Regions from separate parts of the Homo sapiens genome. Here region 1 is linked to region 2. A link is a loop called in an ENCODE intact Hi-C map of the cell type or tissue named here. Cell type or tissue: Panc1. All regions are shown on one strand. Each heading gives the region's core, and the rest is flanking DNA. Links, peaks and the distances in the headings are about the cores only. Region 1 overlaps LINC01164 (long intergenic non-protein coding RNA 1164). Region 2 has its middle 140 kb from the start of LINC01164.

Evidence for each region. A loop is a pair of places that touch in the nucleus more often than their neighbours do. Peaks named below come from ENCODE experiments on the same cell type or tissue, not always from the same donor. Only the 100,000 strongest peaks of a DNase experiment are listed, where the experiment ranks them.
Region 1: a loop joins it to region 2, with 3 times the contacts of the local background. A loop is called at or near these places in 2 of 110 quality-filtered maps.

Annotation. Positions count from the first base shown.
Region 1 is chr10:131,770,934-131,773,831 of GRCh38, forward strand. LINC01164 (long intergenic non-protein coding RNA 1164) reads right to left here. Exons shown (of 5, transcript NR_038365.1): 5 at 1,465-2,754. Among named protein-coding and RNA genes, the nearest start is that of LINC01164, 18 kb to the right of the region's middle. RefSeq lists enhancers at 2,309-2,809, 2,810-2,898. In Panc1, for the core only: no CTCF peak of the experiment used is centred there; no DNase peak of the experiment used is centred there.
Region 2 is chr10:131,653,654-131,656,551 of GRCh38, forward strand. No RefSeq gene overlaps it. Among named protein-coding and RNA genes, the nearest start is that of LINC01164, 140 kb to the right of the region's middle. In Panc1, for the core only: no CTCF peak of the experiment used is centred there; a DNase peak (open chromatin) is centred at 1,610.

The sequences.
Region 1 (2,898 bases), core at 286-2,785, 120 kb after region 2:
GAGAGGGGCGGGGCCCCCGACCACCCTTTCCAGGTAGCTCCTTGGCAGGGTCCGAAGCACCTGTACCTGGCATGGAGGCCGCAGTCTATGGGGGGCTGGGGCTTATCGGGTCCCAAGGCCTCAAGGGTCACTGAGCTAGAGGCTGTCTGGCTTCTCCCTGGAGCTGGCACTGGGGCTTCTGGAATTCTGGAGGTTCAGCTGCAAGCCGTGGGCCCCCTGTCTCCCTCCCGCTGCCGGGAAGCCCAGGAGCTGGTGACGGTGCAGGAAGGTCGCCACCTCCTTGCTCTGGAACTGAGCAGCGCTGGCCCCACCTGGATGTCGCCTGGGTGTGGCACTCATCTGGAAATTCCACTTTAAGCAGCGTGAGGAACGGGCTGTGGAGGGAGACTTGTGACCAGGGCTGGACCATGCTGTCATTCTGCCCCTTCGCTCCTTCCAGAGCTCTGCCGTGGAGCAGGTGTGATCTGAGGAACTGTGTAGCCCCAGGTGGCTCCACCAGGCCCCTGGAGAGCTCAGCTGCAGAAACTGGAAGAATGAACCAAGGGCCGTAGGGGCAGAGGCCTGCAGCCTGGGTGTTCTGACATGGACAGCGCCTGGGACAGCTGGGAAGGCCTGCGTGTGTCTCAGGAAGGCTGTTTCTGGGCTGAGATCCTGACCCCGAGGGCACGTACATGAGCAGGGACACAGGCGCCCACCTGCTCCACTCTGCAGGAACGCAGGTCAAACCCTGGGATGGATGTGGTGATGGGTGCAGTGACAGGTGCAATGACAGGTGTGTTGCTGAAGTGACATGAGAGCCGGGGCCGGTCTGGACCTACTTGGTGAGGCCCAAGAGCAGGGCGTCCCCTGGGCCGGAGCCACTGGTGCCATCTGAGTCAGAACCAGAGTGGGTGGAGCGGCAGACGGGTTGGCAGCCAGCTCAGCGTCCTGCTGCCTCCTCAGTGCTCACCCCACGGGCTGGAAATGGTGCCCAGCAGGAACCTGCGGGGCCAGACGGACACAGAAGGAAGGACAGCAAGAGGTGGGATGGTGGCCTTGGGGAAGGTGCAGCTGGGGGCACAGAGCCTGGCCCCTCAGGACAGGGAGGCCACAGATGAACCCACCTGCCTCTATCCAGGCCCTCACAAAGGTCCCCCACTGTGCAAAGGCTGCACTAGCCATCAGAACAGCAGTGGGTGGGTGAGAAAGGGGCTGAGAGGAGGCCAGGCCACCTGCCTGAGTCTGGCCAGCCCCCAGGCCTGAGTGAAGGAGGCTGGGTCTGAGCGCCAGGTGTGGAGGGCACAGGGCTGAGCGGGCTTACTCAGGGCCTCCGTGGTGCAGGCACTTGCCAGAGGCACCCACACAGCTCTGGACACCACAAAGCCGTTTTCCACAAAGCCAAAGGCCTTTGAAACCCCAACCGGCTCCCTCAGTAGAAGACTCACTCACGAAACCTAGACTTGAAAAACATCAGGAAGGAACTTTGGCTGCTGATTTTCTTTTAATTTGTGATTTTAGGGCAATTATTTTATACAGCTGTTGATTGCTCTGTGTTAGGGAGGAAGAGAGAGGCCATTCGAAGGAGGTGCCCTGGGTCCAGCCTCAGCCCTGGGCAGGAGGGAGGGCGTCAGCCTGGGGGTGGTCAGGCATCAGAAGTCGTCGTTTCCCCAGGAGCCCCCACGCCTGGAGTTAAAACAGATGCGCCATGTCAGGTGCCAAGGCTGAACTTTAAACAGCCTCAAGAACAGCACGTTGAAGTGCAGTGGTGACGTGATGTGGAAACTCTGGCATGTTGAAATAAAATCCATCTGGTTACTGTAAAGATCAAATCTGAGTTTTAAAAACCCCCTTCACATTTTTGTTCATGCGAAGGCAGAAGGACTTCAAATTCTTCCAACCTGCCTTACAGATCTCCTTAAGGAAAAGTTGAAGGGATGTGTTCTTTCCCTCTTGGTATCGTTTAGAAGTAACAATGGTTGTTGCCTCCAGGACTTCAGCACGACCATAGCAGGTGCCATGACCTGCCTGGCCCTGCCACCTGGGTGGGACCCCAGCGCCCCCTAACTCCCAGCCCGGCCCCTGAGACCTCAGCTTGCCATGAGAATGGCCCTCCTGCCTCTTCCCTCTTCTCTCCCCAACACAAAAAATCCACCAGACCCAAAGATCAATGAGTCAAAACAGCGGCAGAGGAGGAAGGCAAAAGCTACTGTGGATGCAGTTCCTTGCTCTGTGATTTGGAGCCTCTGAATGTGCCATCTCTGTTTATTTCGTAGGCTTTTAAAATATTTTGCTGCCAAAATCTTCTATAGAAGATTTGTAATTTTAACACAGGCCCCTAAATCATTCCACGTATTGATCACAAAGAAAAGCGAACTGTGACATCTCTTTGGTCACACCTCCGCTGGCTCACTCGTAATCCCGGGGATGCGGCTGTTTTGTAAGTAAACAGGGAGGGAGGGAACTGACTGCTTGGAGCCAGGAACAGCACTGTCCATTTAAACGATCATCATCCGTCTAAAGCAGTGATTCTCAGCCAAAGACAGTTCCCCCCAGGGGACATCTGGCAGTGTCTGGAGGACACTCTGGTTGTCACCCCTGAGGAGGGGGTTGCTGCTGGCTTCGCATGAGTGGAAGCCGGCCATGCAGCTCAACATTCTGCCACTGCAGCCTGGCATCCCCTGCTGCCAGGAACCACGCAGAGAGGCACTGCTCCACGTGGAAACCTGGAAGGAAGGCTTCCTTCGTCTCTCAGAAACACAACTCGCTGGCATCACCCTGGAACCCAAAACGTGAGGTTTTTGTTTAGCCATGAAGAATGTCTGCTTCTGCAGATGCCCACAGGCAGCTCACACGCACACACGCACGTGCACAGACGCCCACGTGGGTGTAAACGTCACGCACTTTCACACCCCAACCTTG
Region 2 (2,898 bases), core at 303-2,802:
GACTTCAGGGAAGGTTGAGGGGGTCCATGTGCATGCACTGGTGCAAGCAGGGCTGGAGACAGGCTGCCTCATCCCTCCCAGGGGAGCACCCATCCGGCGTCCTCCAACAGGAGGCGGGAGAGTCCCCGCTGGGGGGACCAGGAGTTCAGATGCTCCAGCGCTCACTCCCACTCACATGGAGGCAGCAGACACACAGCAGCACTCACAAGCACACACACACGCAAACACACACATGCACACCCCCACTCACACAGAGGCAGCAGACACATGGCAGCACTCATAAGCACACACACACATGCAAACACACACACGCACACTCCCACTCACACAGAGGCCACAGACACAGTACCACTCTCACACTCACATACACACACACATGCACACACAAGGAGGCAGCAGACACACATGGTAACCCACATACACACACACACACAAAGGCACCAGACACACATGGCACCACTCAAACACACACAAACACACACAGAGGCAACTCTCACAGGCACACGCACACTGACATGGAGGCAGCAGACATGCACGGCACCACTCACACATGCACACACAAGGAAGCAGCAGACACGCACTGCCCTCCTGCACACACACACACTCACACACCCTCACATACACTCACTGATGCATACAGCCCACGTCAGAGTCCACTGGGCACCAGCAGCCTTAGGTCAGTTGCTGTCCTTGGGTTGAGCCATCCTTGGCACCCTGGGGAGGGGCAGACGCTGTGGACATTTGGGGTCTAGGGGCTGCCCCCACAAAGGTCAAGGACTCCAGGGCAGAGCTGAACACCCTCAGCCCCAGCCTGGCATGGGCTGGCCCCTACTCTCAGGGCCGCTTCTCCAAGAGCCCCTGGCCAGTGCCTGCCTCTTCCTGGCCCTGCTTCCCTCTGAGAGGCTGGGTCTGGTGCCCCCAGAGCATCCAGGTGGAGCGGCTAGTGAGGGTCAGCCAGCCTGGCCAGGAACAGGGCCAGGAGCAGGATGCATACGCCCTGGACCCTATGCATCCAGCCTCCCCATGCTGCGTCCAGGAGCGTCACTGGCCTCCCGGGTGCACAGCCGTCTCTGCTCCTCACACAGGGGGCTGGGGCGCAGAGGGCAGCTCTGCAGGTTTGCTGAAAATGATGGCAGGGCCTGGACAGCACCTCACCTCCTGGCCTTGCAGTGTCCAACGCCTCCTTCTGCACCCGGAGTACCCAGCAAGGGTGCCTCAGGGAGCTCCACCCATGTCTGTGGGCCTCGCGGGGCCAACCCTGCCCGTGGATGGAACAGGAGCCTGTGTCACGAAACAGGAGCCTGTGTCACGAAACAGGAGCCTGCCCCAAGTGGTTCCCGCAGGTGCAGGGCAGGCCTGGGCGCCCTCGCTACGCTAGTCCGGCTGTGCTTCCTTGTGCGGTGTCAGGGTGAGCCCAGGCAGGCCACAGCTCTCCCGCCTGGCTTCTCGGCCTGTCCTGGTTTGCTTCTGTTTCCTCTGTTGCATTTACCCACGTTCCTTAGGTCATGGAAGTTTCCGGAATCCTCCTGCAATAAAAGCTGGAGCAGTGCTGGCTTCTGAGTTGGTTGAGATGAGACTCATTCCTCCCTGAACACAGAAGCCGCACACACAGCCCCAGGCAAAGTCTCTGGCTGGCAGCCAAGCTGTGCCCTGCACTTGGTCAGCTGGTCAAGGTCGTGACCTCCCTGGCCAGTGCCTTTTCCCAGGGTCCCGGGGCTGTTTCTGGGGAGCGGAGTCTGACTCAGAGTGCAGGTGTCCTAGAGGAAGCCAGCGAAACCAGCAAGGCCTCGCTGGAGCAGAGCCTGGGTGTCGGGTTGTTCAGCTCAGGGTCCCACTGCAGCGCTGAGCCTAGAAATTCTGGAACAAGGGGAAGAGTGGAGGAGGAGTGGCCAAGTGCCCTCCAAAGGGGGAAGCAGGGGATTCACCTCTGCTGACCAATGCAGGGCCGCCCAGGAAGACAATTTAATTCCAGTCTTTTCCCATGAACGTGTTTCCACTCACCCGTGAGCACAGAGCCTCTGCTGATGAGAACCCTGCACAGGGAGCCACTCTGGCCGGGGCCCAGGTTTAATTAAAACACAGCCAACATGGTCAGGTTGCCTTTACCTGGGAAAAGCAGGATCCTTGGTACCTACGGAATCTTTTTTGCAAATTGACATTTAATATAACATTAAAAACAAATCATGCTTACATTAAAGGTAGTATGAAGTATTAATTTCACTTTAAAACATTTCCAGAGAATTTCTCTAAGAACAGGTCCCGGAGAATATTACTCCACTCATTTTATTCTGTTTATTTGTAGCTTTCCAGGGGAGAGTTTTCTTTCACTTTTCTCTTTAGCTTACACCATTTCCTAGAAGCCCATTTTTATGCTCCAGGTTCTATCCTGTTTAGCCTTTCCTCATATACCCATAGAATACAACTCCCTCCACCCCTCCTCAACAGACACAGACTCCCGATTGTAGAAATGGGGCTCATGGGGCCTGTCGAGCCCAGGAAATCCTGGAAATGGGTCCCTGAAACCTGCAGGCCAGGTGACTCATCAGAGGACGTGACGCTTCTCAGAAGTCTCGCTGGAACCCGCACTTTCCCTGGTCCAGGAAGAGGCATTCTCTGGAATCTGTTCTTGTCCTTGTAGGTGGTTCTCAGTAACACACAAAACAGTGACCAATAAGAGAAGATGATGGAAATGAGGCAGACCTCAGAGGCCACCCACAAACCCCCGGGACCCCTGATCCCAGGTCCCACCCTCACCTGCCTCAGCCTGAGCCAGCCCTGAGCCTGGAGAACAGGAAAAAAGGCCAGACTACCACACAAGAGCATGTGCCACACGGGAGCTACATGCCACATGGTATCCACATGCCACGCAGGAGACACACACCACACAGGAGCCACGTG